2 separate regions of the Homo sapiens genome follow, and region 1 is linked to region 2. A link is a loop called in an ENCODE intact Hi-C map of the cell type or tissue named here. Cell type or tissue: endothelial cell of umbilical vein. All regions are shown on one strand.

Region 1 (8,000 bases), 100 kb after region 2:
CACTTAAAGAAATGATGTACACAAAGAGATTGGCACATGACAAGTGCTCCATAAATATTAGCCAAGGCTAAAAGCAGAACCGTGGAAAATCAGTGGTTTCTGGGGAACAGGATACGCGAGGGTGCAGGAGGTGGAAGGCAGATGCTTTTTATTATAAGCTTTCTTCATTGTTTAATTATATAACCTTAGGCATATATCACATTGCCAAAAAAGAATTTTTAAAATACACATACAAATTGGGTGACTACTATAGAAAACAGGACATTGACTGAACTCTTCTGGCCTGAGCAGCTCTTTTCCCGCCCCATTCAAAGCTCCTCCCCCTTCCTTGCCCCATCTTCAGCCTCAGTTTCCCACCACCCCACTTTGCTTCCTTACTTTCCGTTTGTCTTGTCACCCACTCTTAACTGCCTTAAGTAGGCCTTGGTGCCCTTGAGTCATTCAGTCCCTGGGCCCAGGAACCTGTTGCAATGCTATTATGAGGCCTAGGCCAAATATCAGGCACATGTCTGGGGTAGATGGTGTTGCATCTGGGCCTGCAGGCTGATGGATCTGCCACAGAGCAAGTGATTCCAGGGGTTCCTGGAAGCACCCACATCCCTCTCCAAGGCACCTTTGCCTCCTCAGATAAGGGAATGCTCACTGCACGAAGGTCCTGGGATTCAGATTCAGGGAACTAGGACTCCTCCCGGACGCTGCTGCTGTCAGGCTGTGTGACTATAGATAAGTCACTTTGCTTTTCTGAGACTCAACTTCCTCCTTCATAAATGAAGAGACTCTTCCATCACTAATGAGACAGATGTACTCTCAATCCACCACTGTTTCCAGATCTGATGATTTTGCCTACCCAGCACCCATCCATCCTTCCTCTGAACACAGGACTCTAATTTTCCTTTGAGACTCATTCTGCCCTACTCTCAGAACTCGAAGACTTAGGTGAGAGTTCACTCCTTATTCTGGGGGTAAGCAAGTGACCCAGACCTAGCCAGTGAAACTCGGAATGAGATTTTTAGTGAAGCTATTGAGAAAGAGAAATTTCCCCTGGCATTGCTAGCTGTCGGGATAATGTAAACCTAGAGCTGCTGGCAGGTGCCTGTCATCTGGAGAGAGTGGCCTGCCTGAGGGCAAAAATCATGAGTAAGAAGAAGAGTTGAGAGAGAAAGACAGAGAGAGAGAGAGAGAGAGAGAGACAGAGAGAGAGAGAGAGATTGTGGTTTGATGGCATCCTTTAAACACATGAAGTTCACAGCACTTGCGAAGTCCCTGGACTTTTCAATTAAGTAAGACAGCAAATTTCTGTCATCCTTTTCCTCTTTTTTATGCCCAAATCTTTTTTAAGCTGGTTTTCTGTCACGTTCTGTCTTTGAACATTGTTTATCTTCAAGAAAGTCTCTCCCATGTCCCTTTTTTTTCTTAGCAAACACCTATGCATCATTTAGGATCCTCCCAAACATCACCTCCCTTGTGAGCTTTTCCATGTGCCCTTTAGCAGAATTAGAAGTTCCTTTCTCTGGGCTTTCATAGCAGGCTGTAGTACATTCCTACAATAAAACCCTTATTGCATTATATCAAGTTTTTTCCATACTTGTGTGTTTAGATCCCTGTGTTCGAGTGCTTGTTTGTCTTTAAATTCCCAGTGCCTAGATCAGGGGCTGGCACACAGTTCATGTTTGATGAATGAGGGAATGAATGAATACATAACCCAGATCCTCCTGCTATGGCATTAGCCCTCTTTATGGTTGCTCAGAAGAAATAGAAACCAATTTGTTACTCTGCTCTATGTGGATTAGTCACACTTTAACTAACTACAGTGTGGTGCAATGTATTTACTGAGCTCAGTAAATGCTAAAAACAATTTCAATTTTAATGCTGAATTGTCAGTGCTTTTATACACTTACCCTCCCTTGCTACCCATCCCTTTTGTACTTACTCTGGAGGTCACTTGATGCAAGAGACTGGGAGTTAACTTCCACTCAGCTGCCTCTATGAATCTGTAGACCTTTCTCATCTTCATGATGAAGGGGCTGAATTGGATCAGTTGAAACGTCTAAGACCCACAGAGCTATGGCGACCACTCAGCCCTAGCTTGTTATTGCCATGCAGGAAAACAGGCCTAGTGTTGCCAGATCTTGCAGTGTGTGTGTGTGTGTGTGTGTGTGTGTGTGTGTGTGTGTGTGTAATTTTTATAGATCTTGCAATTTTTAAGAGAAACCAGGAGTGTGAATTTTTATATAAAATGCATGCTTTAAAAAATATTGTGTGGGCCTAGGCTGTGAAGAACCAGGCACTCTCCTACACTGCTTGTAGGAGTGCAAAAGGATAGCTTTACAATTGAAGATGTGTTTATCCCTTAATCCAGCAACTTCCACTTCTAGGAATCTCTCCTGAAGATTCACCTCCACACTACAGAACAAGCTGCACACAAGATTATTCATTATTATGTTATTTTAATAGCCAGAGATTGAAAACAACTCCAAATGTCCATCCATAGGAGACTGAACCTGATTCATTCACACTGTGGAGTACTTGCAGCTGAAAAAGAGAATGGGAATGATCTCTATGTATTTATATGAAGTGATCTCCAGGATCATTTATGTAATAAAAGCAAGATCCAGCCCCATATACAGAGAAGTGTTTTTCAAACGCAAATCCCCCAGCTGAGGATAAGACATTTGCAAAGCCCACAGCATTGGTTTTTCCCTAGGCAAGCTGTGCAGATGAGGGCATGGGCAGTGTAGCTCCCACTGAGTGTATGTGTGTATATGAACATGCATTCAGTAGGTGGCAGGAACTTCCTACAGGGACAAGCAGCTCAGAGAGCCATTGGCAAACCCAATGTCCCACTAGGAAAACATCCTAGAGGAATCACGCTAGTATAACTTTGCAGAAAATGTTGGACCTGGATTCAAGGAGTAGTGGCTTCTAATACCAGATCTTCCCCTAACAGCCAACAGGTCTTTTCTTCTTCCTCCCATCTAATGTAGTTGTTATTCATGTGCTCATTTCTACAATGCCTTTTCCACCACTAGACTGTGAATCCTGGGTGAACATCTGCTTGCTCACCACCCAATCCCTAACATCTGTTACAATGCCTGGCTTGTGGTAGGTACTCAATAAATATCTGTTGAATGCATAAATGAGTCAATGAGGTGATGTTCATAAAGAACTTAGCATAGTATCTAAGCATGGTTAAATCTTCTATTAAAGGTAGTAGTTGTTTACTTAATATTAGGATGATGCTGATTACTAGTTGTTTGACTTTAGACAAATGAAATCCCTGAGTCTTGGGGATATGGTTTGAATGTGTGTCTCCTCAAAATCTCATGTTGAAACATGGCCTCCAGGCTGGGCACAGTGGCTCACACTTGTAATCCCAGCACTTTGGGAGGCAGAGGCAGGCAGATCACGAGGTCAGGAGATTGAGAACATCTTGGCCAACATGGTGAAACCCCATCTCTACTAAAAATACAAAAAATTAGCCGGGCATGGTGGCAGGTGCCTGTAGTCCCAGCTACTCAGGAGGCCGAGGCAGGAGAATCTCTTGAACCCGGGATGAGGAGATTGCAGTGAACAGAGATCGCACCACTGCACTCCAGCCTGGTGACAGAGCGAGACTCTGTCTCAAAAAAAAAAAGAAAAAGAAAAGAAAAAGAAAAAGAAAAATATGGCCTCCAATGCTGGAGGTGTGCCTAGTGGGGGCAGATCTCTCATGAATGGATTGGTGCCCTCCCCATGGTTAGGAGTTCACAAGAGAGCTGGCTGTTTAAAGAGCCTGGCTCCTCCTTCCTCTCTCTCTTGCTCCCTCTCTTGCCAAGTGACACACCAGCTCCCCTTCCCTTCTACCACGTTTGAAAGCTTTCTGAGGCCTCACTAGGAATGAATGCCAGCACCACACTTCCTGTACAGCCTGCAGAACCCTGAGCCAAAGTAAACCTATTTTCTTCACAGATACCCAGTCTCCGGTATTCTGTTATGGTAACATAAATGAACTAATACATTTGGTTTCCTCATTTGTGTTATGGATACAATAATATCTATCTCCAGGTTTTGTTGCTTAATAAGCTAATAATATATACAGATCACACACTGTAAGGTTTCACACATAAAAAATACTTAATCAGTGGTAGAGAGTGATGTCACCAAAATGGTGGAGTAGAAGCAATCTGGCTTTACTCTCTCCCACTGAAAATCAAAATCAAATACCCAGCACCTAGATTATCACCAGCAATATCCCAGAACTCAAATGTGAGGATGAGAAATTCCCTGGGGCCACAGAGATGTAAAAAAACCCTGAGCAAATGGTAAGAGCAGACTCCTATATCTACAACACACCTCCACCAGTAAGTGGGGGCTGTTACTAAGGAAAAATAGGGCCAGATGTAATGGCTCACACCTGTAATCTCAGCACTTTAGGAGTCTGAGGCAGGTGGATTGCTTGAGCCCAGGAGTTCGAGATGACCTGGACAACAAAGTGAGACCCTGTCTCTACAAAAAAATCAAAAAATTTGCTAGGCATGGTGGCGTGCACCTGTAGCCCCAGCTACACAGGCTGAGACAGGGGGATCACTTGAGCCCAGGAGGTCAAGGCTGCAGTGAACCTTGTTCACACCACTGTACTGTCACTTGTCATCATCCTGGTGACTGAGCAAAAAAAAGAAGAAAGAAAGGAAAATAGTATAAAATAAATAAACAAAAGAATCAGGCAAATCTCTTAATTGATGTTGAAATGACAGACGCGTTGCCTCAAGAGCCTCTCTCTTGCACCTTTCCCTGTCTTCTAAGATATGGTAGCTATCCATTCTTCAACAAGTGCTGGTCGAACAGATACTATGTGCTAGGCACCACACCAGCTGCTAAGAGCAGCATTAAAACAATGAGTAATCAATGGGTATGAGTTTCTTCTGTGGTGATAAAAATGTTCTAAAATTGATTATGTTGATGGTTGCACGCAGCTGTGAATATATTAAGACATTGACTTGTACACTTTAAATGCGTAAATTAATTGTATGACATGTGAATTATATCTCAATTAAACTGTTAGTTTTTTAAAAAAAGAAAGGAACAATAGACCTGAGTCAACCACATTCTATCTGTGTGATTTTGGGCAAGTCACCTGACATCTTTGCTTCAGTTTTCTCTTTTGAGAAGTAGGAATAATAAAAGAACTACTTCATGGGGTTTCAATGAGGATTAAAAGAGAAGACATCTGTAAGGTGCTAGTTAGCACTTGGTATGTAATAAGAGGTCCATAAATGTTAGCCAACATCATCACCCTCATCTTTATTAGTATATAATGCTAAAATAGGAATATACACAGTAGTATGAGAAAAAAAGAGGAAGGAGTTCTTAGTCAAACTGGATGGGAAAGTGAAGAAGTGATGGAAGAGGAGATGGCATTGAAGCTGAGTAAGAATTCATCAGTACAAGAGGATGTGAAGGGTATTCCTGGAGGAGGAAACAGCATGAGCAAAGGCATGGGGGTGAGAAATAGCATTATTAAGGTAATGAGCGACTAGCAGTTTTGTATAAAGTGTAAGGCCAGCAACTCGGACTTTACTGTGAGGACAATAAACCTCCAGAGGGAAGCAACATGGCAAGTTGGCATCCCAGAATGGTCACTCCAGTGGAGAGGATGAATGTTAGGGAATGCAGGACAGAAATGGCAGAGGAGTTAGGAGTGAGAGATACAACAATTCAAGCGAGAGATGGTAATGGCTACAACTTGGACTTTGAGTCAAGAGTATCAAGTATCAAGGCCAGGGCTCCTTTGGTCGTAAGTGACAGAGTCACTCATAACGTCAGGGAAGGCGTAAACTCCAAGGCAGGGGCTTCAGTCTAGTCAGGCATCCCAGAAACCAGAACTGGAACTGGAAAACCAGGAGGCAAGGTGATTCTCTTTCAGTTTTCTCTCTCAGCATCCCTGCCTCCCATACTTGGGCTGCACTGGCTTCTTTTGACTGAAGCACTTCCTCTGTTACTCCTGGTTTCTGCCTTCCCATATCTTCTCCTTCAGTGTGGCCCAAGAGTAATCTCCACCCTTGTGCTACCTGAACTGCCACCTTCAGAGGCCACCACCAGCTGCCTTCTTCCCTCTGTGTCACTGGATTCCAATTTCTGAGATAGAATCTGAATGGCTCAGCTCATCCTTTTGAACTTGCCTTAGGACAGTTCAGGAAAGTCATAGGTCAAGGACCAGCCCAGAAATGAGGGTGGAGGCTGTCTACAAAGTAGAAAACGGAGTCATTATAAGTAGCAGGTTTCTGCTCAAGGATTCATCTTACAGGCACCTGAAATATGTCTCATATAATAGGCCTAGAGGGGAAGGGATACATTTAAAATTTATTAGGCAATAAAACCAGCATTATTAGGTAATTGTTTGAATGTGGGAGGGGAGTTGACCCGGAGGCATGGATGACATCAGGGGTTGGCTTGGGTAACTGGTTGATCTCTCAGCTCCACTTTCCCCTGTGTTGGGACTGTTTTCAGGTTCTCAAGAAGCTTTTCCCTTGATTGAGTTAGGGTCTGCAGGAAACGAATGGCACTCTCACACTGGAACATTGGAAGAGAGTTTAATAGGAGGAAAATGGGGCAGGGTATAGTGTAACCATGAGGGACGGGGCAGTACCATGGGGCCAGAAACAGCGTGTGATGTCCAGCCCTAGCCCTGAAGGGTGAGGAAAGGGGCAGTTATTGGAATCTAGAAAGGGAGGACTGTTTCAAGAAGCCTGCGCGATGGGAGCCATGGACTTTTGTGGAGGACACAGACAGCCTGCGGCAAAGTTGCAGCAAGGGAATGGCGGGGGAAAGAAATGCTCTGACCTGGCTCTTCTCCCTCCCTCTGAAATCCTGCCCTGGCTCCTCAAGGGCTAAACCCAACAGGAAAACATAGAGCAAGGAAGCCCACTGATGTAGTCTACACCGCCTCCCTGGGGTGGGGAGAAGGTGCGGAGGAGCCGAGTCAAGAGGTCCAATACACGCCTCACGGTGGGGCTCACATCCAGCTCGCAACAATCCGCTGGAAGAAGCCACTACTTTCTTGATAGCCTCTATACAAAAGCCACGGAATTGAACCTCGATTGTTCAGATTCCGTCCCTGGACCAATCACTGCAGCTGAAGGGGGTTACTGCTCTGATTGGCTAAGTTCTGAGATGCAGAAGGGTGAATCTTCAAAGAAAATCAGGGTGTTGTTAACTATCCAGATAAAAAGAACACTACTGCACATAATGGGGCTCCTTGAGAACTTTTGAGAGGAGTTTATCAATCCTGCTGGAGAGATGGGTGGGGGTGGGGGAAGAGACCAGAGTGCATCCGTGAAGAGGTGAACCCAGTCATAAGAGATAGAGACATCTCTCTTCAAGCTTCACCTTTTTATTTTGTTTGTTTATTGTGACAGAGTCTCGCTCTGTCGCCCAGGTTGGAGTGTTGTGGCGCGATCTCAGTTCACCACAACCTGCGCCTCCCAGATTCAAGCAATTCTCCTATCTCAGCCTCCCAAGTAGCTGGGATTACAGGCGTAAGCCACTGCGTCCAGCCCAGCCTCACCTTTTTAAACAGGGATGAATCAACCATCTGTGGCTCCAGCACTCACCAGCAAGTTGTTAAACAAGTTCAGCCTTCTTGTCAAGAGTGCAGACCCCTCGTTGGCAGCAAAGACCACCAAGCCCTGCTTCATGAATTCATTCCTTGCAGTTAGACCTAGAAGCGACTTCTCTGGACCCACTGAAGTTTGCTGGAAGGTGCCACCTAGTGGAACAATAGAGGACCTACCGCTTGGACAAAAAGAAACCTTAGCAGGATTTTAGAGCCCTGAGAGCCATGTTGGAGCAGTGGTTCTCTCAAACTTGGCTACAAATTGGAATCATGTAGGGATGGCTGAGTCTGACTCCCAGAGATTCTGACTTAATTGGTCTGGGATGCAGGTTAAGCATCCAGAGCTTTTAATGGTCCACAGGTGATTCTAATGTGTAGCTAAGGTTCAGACTACCGGGTTATAGAGTAT
Region 2 (8,000 bases):
TGGAAGCTTTTCTAGACACTTGGGGACTTTATAAGATAGTGCTGTCATCATGATTACTTTTGATTGTTGATTTCTTTGATGGTCTTTTGAGTCATTTCATCCCTTCTAGCTGAGCACCAAAAATTCAGGCATTTAAAAGAGTGTGCTGGAAGGCTGATGGCTGGGCTGTGCAGGGCAGGTGTTAAGGACTCTAGCTCTGAAGGGGATTCCAGGGCAGAACGTCTGCTCTCCCATTTTATTGGCTATGTGTCTGTGGAAATGTTAGTTTCTTTCTCAAAGCTCAGGCTCCCTTGTCTATAAATTGAAGATAATAATAGAGCCTCCTCAATCATTATGTTAAGTAAAATAAGCCAGGCACAGAAAGACAAATTTTTCATGTTCTCACTTATTTGTGAAAGCTGAAAATTAAAACAATTGAACTCATGGAGATAGAGATTAGAAGGATGGGCCAGGGGTGGTGGCTGATGCCTGTACTCCTAGCACTTTGGAAGGCCAAGGTGGGTGGATCACTTGAGGCCAGGAGTTTGAGACCAGCCTGGCCAATGTAGCAAAACCATGGGTCTGCTAAAAATACAAAAATTAGCTGGGCGTGGTGGCATATGCCTGTAATTCCAACTACCTGGGAGGCCGAGGCATGAGAATCACTTCAACTCAGGAGGCAGAGGTTGCAATGAGCCAAGATCATGCCACTGTACTCCAGCCTGGGCAACAGAGCAATACCAGGTCTGTCCCGCAGACCCTAGCCAACAGATGAAATGAGTACTCAGACACAGGTATGCAGTATAAGAGCAGCTAGGTGACTGCCTGGCTGTAGTGGCCAGAGAGCAGCCCCGAGAAGCTGGAGCTGCTTGCTTTATTCAGTGTAGGCACAGTGCCGAAAACCTGGAGCCAACACAACCTGCAGGTAATTAACATTTATTGTTCCCCTTTCAGGGAACATCACGGGTGGATGATCAAAGGCCAGTTCCTGGTCAACAATAAGTAAACAAGCTTGATCAAGATAAATTCCCCTACACTCCCTTGCACCTATTCCTTGCCCTCTGCCTCAGGGTCAGAGAACAGCTGCCTTCAGCTATTCTCCCCCGAAGCTATGCAGATCCTTCCAACCTTTCAGAAGGCCTGCTCCTTTCCCTATAGTTTCTCCCACCAGTCTGACCCATCTCCTACAGAGCAAGACTGTGTCTCAGAAACAAAAAACAAAAAAAAAAAAAAAAGAGAGAAGAAGGATAATTACCAGGGGCTGGGAAGGGTAGTGGGGGACAGAGGGAAGTAGGGATGGCTAATGGGTATAAAAAAAAAAAAAAAAGATAGAATGAGGCAGGGCATGGTGGCTCATGCCTGTAATCCTAGAACTCTGGGAGGCCGAAGTGGGTGGATTGCCTGAGATCAGGAGTTCAAGGCCAGCCTGGGCAACATGGTGAAACCCTGTCTCTACTATAATACAAAAAATTAGCTAGGTGTGGTGGTGTGTGCCTGTAGTCCCAGCTACTTGGGAGGATGGGGCAGGAGAATTGCTTGAACCCGGGAGGTGGAAGTCGCAGTGAGCTGAGATCATACCACTGCACTCCACCCTGGGTGACAGAGCTAGACTCATCTCAAAAAATATATATATATATAGAAAGAATGAATAAGACCTGGTATTTGCTAGCACAACAGGGTGACTGTAATCAAAAATAATTTAGTTGTACACTTTTTAATAACTAAAAGAGTGTGAGTGGCTTGTTTGTAACACAAAGGATAAATGCTTGAGGGGACTTACCCAGATATGATTACTACATATTGCATGCCTGAATCAAAATATTTCATGTAACCCATAAATATATACACTTATTATGTACCCACAAAAATTAAAAGTTAAAAATAATAATAATAAAACCTCCTCATAGGATTGTAGTGAGAAAGAAATGTGAGGAAAAATAATTCATGTGCAGCATTAAACAGTGTCAGGAATATAAAAATGTGCTTAATAAATGTTTGTTTCTATTAAAGTATCTACTCATTTTTTCCTGTGCTGGAGGATCTCTTCCAACAAAAATATAAACATGCTAATTCTCTCATATTAAAACACACAAAAAAACCTTTCTTGATTCTGTTCTCCAACACCCTCCCTTTACAGTGAAATTTTGCAAAAGAATTTTTATTCTCTCTGTCCCCAAATCTTCTCCTCCCATTCTACAAAGAGGCCCTTGCCCCTCTCCCAAACCCTCCCATGATGTTGTGGTCTTCTGTGACCTCCAGGCTGCTAATTCCAGTGGTCAGTTCTCAGTACTCATCTTACTTGGCCGGTCAGCAGCTCGTGACTATTGACAACTCCTTCATTCTTAAAACACTTTTTCACTTGGGTTCCTGGAGCATCACTCACTCCTGACTCTCTACCTATTTCCTTCCTATACTGGAGTGCCCTGGGGGATTCCCTGGACTTCTCTCTTTTATCTTTGCTTCCTCCCTAACTGATCCCATCCAGCCATAAGGCTTTAAATACCATCTCTGATGGCACATAAACTTAGATATCCAGCCTGAACATTTCTCCTGAACACACCCTTTCAGCATCTCTATTTGGATCTCAAATAGACATCTCTAACTTAACATGTATGAAATCGAACTCCTGATTCCCCTCTCTGGTGAAACCTGGTCCTTCTGCAGTCTTCCCCACCTTAGCAAATGGAAACTGCCTCCTTCTAGTTGCTTGGAGTAAAACTCTGGAAGTCATCCTGACTTTTCACTTTTCTCTTTCACCCTGCATCCAATCCATCAGCAAACCTTGAGAGTTCGACCTTTAAGATAAATCTAGAATCTAACCACTTCTCTTCACCTTCACTGTTTCCACTGAGGTCTGAGCCAGCCGCATGTCTCACCTCTATTATAGCAATAGCCTCCCAACTATACTTCCTGCTTCTTCCCTTGGCCCCTTTAGTCCATTCTCTATCCAGAAACCAGAGTGATCCCACCCTTGGCTGCACATTAGAAACACCTGGAGAGTTTTAGAAATTCTAATCTCCAGGCCATATCTCAGACCAATCTAATCAGAATCTTTGGGGATAGGACTCAGGCACAAGCATGGGTTTTTTCCTTTTCTTTTCTTAAGTCAGATTGTGGTACTCTTCTACCCAGAAACTTCCAATGGCTTCTCAGAATAAAAGTCAAAGCCCCCACACTGGCCATGAAGCACTTCTCAGGCCCACCTTGCCCACCCTTAGGAGAGCAAGGACTTTGTTCTGCTCACTGCTCTGTCCATAGTGCCTAGGACCATGCTTGGCACACAGTAGAGCTCACTAAGTATAAATCGAAAGAATGAAGAAAACCCTGAAACCCACTGAGACCAGACAATAGTACCTGTAGAGCTGGTGATGGCCACAAGAGGCCGCTGTTGTGTCGTGGAATGGACAGGAGAGCGGGCAGCTGCTCTTCCACAGCCAGCAGGCCTAGCAGAGTTTTGAGTGGGAACAGCAGGGGGGCACCTAGGTGGTCAAGCGGACAGCTGGGACGTGGAAACATGTTTATTATCGCCCCCCCAGAGCCTCGTGCTCAACACCAACCCTGTTGGCTCCTAGAGATCAGCTGCAGCCCATATTGAGTAAGCTTTTTGAAGGGAACACACCAAAGTGAGAGCATTTCAACAAATACTCAATGGGGTTTGATGGACGCCAGTTCCTGCAGAAAGCCGGCGGGAGAGAAATGAACTTGGCCTGGTCCTGGTACATACAGCCCAGGAGCTGAATTAGATAGAGTTGGGGAGTCACTCTGAGTTGTAGTCCAGAAATTAAATTTCTAAAAATTGCAGAGGGACAGGCATAGAGCCTAGCTTGAATGCTTCCCTTCCTGAATCAGGAAAGTTCCAGGGCCTGTTCTTTGCCCTTCCCTCATTAGTGCGGGATCTGGCCAGCAGCCCGCAATGCGACGGGGCTCTCTCTTTGTTCCTAGGTGGATTGGCAGGTTGAGAAATAATAGACACACACAAGATAGTGAAAGCTGGGTCCAGGGGGTCACCGCCTTTTGGTCCCGCGGTGCCACCAATGCACTGGATATACCAGCATTTATTATTAAGTTTAGTGAGGGCGGGGGTAGGTTAGTGAGGGATTTAGGGTCGTTTGATTATGAGGTGAGATGGTCACATGGGGATGAAGTAATTCTTTAACATAACATTTGTATGTAGAAGTACAGTGCATTTGTATGTAGAAGTACAGTATACAAATAATTTACAATATAGTGTGTGCATCAGTAATTTCTAACAGAGCCTTAAAACAGAAACACAGTCTTTCCATAATCTATGATTAGCAAGATATTAATCAGCAGTAACAGTTGCAGCAAAAGCTGGTTACAAACAATCCATAGAAACAGGACGTGAAGCTAGACAATCGGGTAGACCAGAAATTCTCAGAAGGGAGTATGCCTTAACCCTAAAAAGTCCTAGAAGAGCTGTGGCAAGATGAGGGCATTTATAGCCCTATCTTATCCATATGGACAGGCGCCCCCCATGCGTCCATTTATAGACTCTCCACAAGGGTCTCATTCCATTCCCAGAGCTATGAGCATCTGCTTTTCTGGGATAGGAATCTTGGTGATGTGAAACCTCCCTGACTGCACGTCCATTCTTAGGCTCTCTGCAGGGGGAAGCACATCACGCGCTGTTGGCTCATTCTGGCAGTCCAACCTGGCATTGTCTTTACACAATCCTGCATGCAATTTTGTATTTACAATAATCAGGAGCATTTCATCTTTTATTCCGTAGCAATAGTTTCAGGGGGTCTCCCTACACCTCATTAATATAGCCATCTACATATTCATATGCATATATATGTATATATATGCATATATTTACACATACACACACACACACACACGTGTAGATAACATAATATATAAAACTGAGACCCAGTTCTCCATAAAACTCACCCAGTTTTATTCTCTATGATACAGTATATAAAAGGTCTGGGCTTGGAAATTTTTTTTAAAAAAAGGGAGCCAGGCATAGTGGCTCACACCTATAATCCCAACAATTTGGGAGACTGAGGCGGGAGGATCACTTTAGGCCAGGAGTTTGAGACTAGCCTGGGCAACATAGCAAGACCCTATCTCTACAAAAATTTTTAAGATTTCTGTCCCACTTCTATCTGTGTGACTCAAGATTTACATATGAAGAAGGTGGTCAGCATACCTGTGTTCCCTACTTCATGGGTATTAATCAAATGATGAAATATTGTAAACCCTCCTTGTGAATTGTGGAAATGTCAGGATGGTTTTTCTTTTGTGTGTGTGTGTGTGTGTGTGTGTGTGTGTGTGTGAGAGAGAGAGTCAAAGAGAGGGAGGATCTCACGCTGTTGCCCAGGCTGGAGTGAGTGGCACAATCATAGCTCACTGTAGCCTTTACCTCCTAGGCTCAAGAAATTCTCCCACCTCAGCCTCCCAAGTAGATGGAGCCACAGGTGTATACCACCACACCCAGCTAATTGTGTGGGGGGGGCGGGGGGAACACACGCATGCGTGAGTGCATGCATTTGTGTAGACAGGGTCTCACTATGTTGTCCAGGCTGGTCTTATACTCCTCAAGTGATCTTCCCACCTTTGCTTCCCAAAGTGCTGGGATCAGGATGGTTTTTCTGATGATGGTGGGATGACTTATTAGCTTTTACTAGTGGCACTTGAAGCCACCAGGAATTTAACAGAAGACCCATCCAACCACAGATCCAGGGGAGCCACAGGATTTATTTGCATGTTGTTTGCATACAGTTTAAGAATAATAATATTATTGACCAGGCGTGGTGGCTCGCACCTGTAATCCCAGCACTTTGGGAGGCCGAGGGGGGCAGATCACCTGAGGTCAGGAATTCGAGACTAGCCTGGCCAACATGGCGAAACCCCATCTCTACAAAAAATACAAAAATTAGCCAGGTGTGGTGGTGGGAGCCTGTAATCTCAACTACTCGGGAGGCTGAGGCAGGAGAATTGCCTGAACAAGGAGGTGGAGGTTGCAATGAGCCAAGATCGTGCCACTGCACTCCAGCCAGGGTGACAGAGTGAGACTCTGTCTCAAAAAAAAAGAATAATAATATTATTAATAATAAGAGCTAAAATTTATGGAGCCTTTGCCATAGGCACTTAAACCCATTACATGTAATTTTATTTAATCATCACAACAAATATATGGGGTAAGAACTATTCTAATCCTCCATTATATATAGATGAGGAAACTAAAATTCAGAGAGGTTAAGTTGCCCCAAATGCCAGGCTAATTAATAAATGAGACTTGGACCGAGGCAATCAGCTCCCTTCCCCATCCTCCACGTCAGAGCCTGCTGAATGAGCCAGGAGGATGACGAAATCAGACTTCTCAGAAAATGGCAGCAGGATGTGGTAAACCCGCTTTGAATCTTAGGGTCATGCAGACCTGGTGTGCATTCCAGCTTTACTACTTCTTTTGTTGTTGTTGTATTTTTTTTTTTTTTTTTTTTTTGAGAGGGAGTCTCACTCTGTCACCCAGGCTGGAGTGCAGTGGCGTGATCTCGGCTCACTGCAACCTCCGCCTCCCAGGTCCAAGCAATTCTCCTGCCTCAGCCTCCTGAGTAGCTGGGATTACAGGCACATGCCACCACGCCCAGCTAATTTTTGTATTTTTAGTAGAGACAGGGTTTCACCATATTGGTCAGGCTGGTCTTGAACTCCTGACCTCAGGTGAACTACTTGCCTCAGCCTCCCAAAGTGCTGGGATTACAGGCGTGAGCCACCGCGCCCAGCCCAGCTTTACTACTACTGAACTGCATAAGTGGGCAAGTGATTTATCTCCTCTACACTGCTGGTTTTTCCTCCAAAAGATGAAGATAATATTTCCCCTGAAAGGAGGTTGTTGTGAAGATTAAATTAGATAATACTTAAAGCACCCAGCCTAGTTACTGTCGACATAGAGGTCCATTAAATATTAGTCTACCCCTGTGTCCCCATTAAAGATGAAAAAACCAAAGCACCAAGAGGCTAAATGTCTTAGCCCCTGTGACCCAGTGTGTTCCCCTAGACTTTGTAGTCAGTCCTCAGGCCATCTCCAGATGAGATTTTATCCTTGCTGCAGTTAGTAGTCTAGGACCTAAACTTTTCTCAGTTCTCTCTTAGCTAATTTCTGATCTTCTCCCTCCTGGGATCCTGAGAGAGAGAGAGCTACTGGAAGCCTTTATGCAGCCTCCCTCCTTTCTTGCTTAAAAGGATAAATGAGGGAAGGAGAGGCTAAAAGCTCCCTTGGTCATCAAGAGAATTAAGGCGAGGAGAAGGGGTAATGTGGAGGGCAGAGATCAGTGGCTCAGGTCACGCCTGCTCTCCAGTCAAGAGCCTCTTAGCTCTAAGCCACCCACTTAGGTACAGCAAGATTCACTTAGTGGCACAGTCTAGAGTCACATGTGGTATTAGAGCTGAAAAAGACCATAGAGATTATTACATTTTCAGCCAAGCTTTATATGTGGTAGATGAGGCATCATAGGGAGATTAACTTGCTCAGAGACTCTCATTAACAGAGCTGGCCTCAGCACCCCAGGGTCCTGGCTCCCTGTCCTCTTTGCCTTGTACCACTCTGACTCCCATGACCTTGCTAGTTCTCTGCAGAGCCATTGGCCCTGGAACTTGGCATAGTCAACGCTACGGTGGTGAACTTTACCCTCCCACTGCCATCTTCTCCCCAGTACTCTTGCTCTGCTGTGTACCACTTAGGCTTCTGGCTACCCACGACCCCACACTAAGGTGCCTTCTCTAGGCAAAAACCCAGGTCCCAAAGCTTCCCCTATGCCCATTTCTCTATCAAAACTCACCTTTCCAACATCCTAAACAACTGTAAGATTCAAAAGAAAGTCTGCTATGTAATAAACTCCCCCATGTTCATGACTGATAGTGGACTCAAATGGTTCTATGGTGGTTTCTTTTTAAAACTGATCTCCTAGAGAAATGAACCTTTACTCGAAGGTTAAGGCACTTAAGGTAGAATTCTGGGAATTCTGAAGCAGAAAATCCTCCCAGCACACCTC

The links. Hi-C counts contacts between places; a loop is a spot of excess contacts. Peaks named below come from ENCODE experiments on the same cell type or tissue, not always from the same donor. Only the 100,000 strongest peaks of a DNase experiment are listed, where the experiment ranks them.
Region 1: a loop joins it to region 2, with 7 times the contacts of the local background. A loop is called at or near these places in 102 of 110 quality-filtered maps.

The regions. Positions count from the first base shown.
Region 1 is chr5:154,172,550-154,180,549 of GRCh38, forward strand. It overlaps LOC124901118 (a long non-coding RNA gene), which reads right to left. Exons shown (of 2, transcript XR_007059010.1): 2 at 2,431-2,532. Among named protein-coding and RNA genes, the nearest start is that of GALNT10, 14 kb to the right of the region's middle. In endothelial cell of umbilical vein, a CTCF peak has its summit at 7,757 (motif pointing left); DNase peaks (open chromatin) are centred at 3,882 and 7,732; H3K27ac peaks cover 600 bases; H3K27me3 peaks cover 534 bases.
Region 2 is chr5:154,069,130-154,077,129 of GRCh38, forward strand. No RefSeq gene overlaps it. Among named protein-coding and RNA genes, the nearest start is that of MFAP3, 34 kb to the left of the region's middle. RefSeq lists an enhancer at 3,265-3,314. In endothelial cell of umbilical vein, a CTCF peak has its summit at 3,349 (motif pointing right); a DNase peak (open chromatin) is centred at 3,362; H3K27me3 peaks cover 145 bases.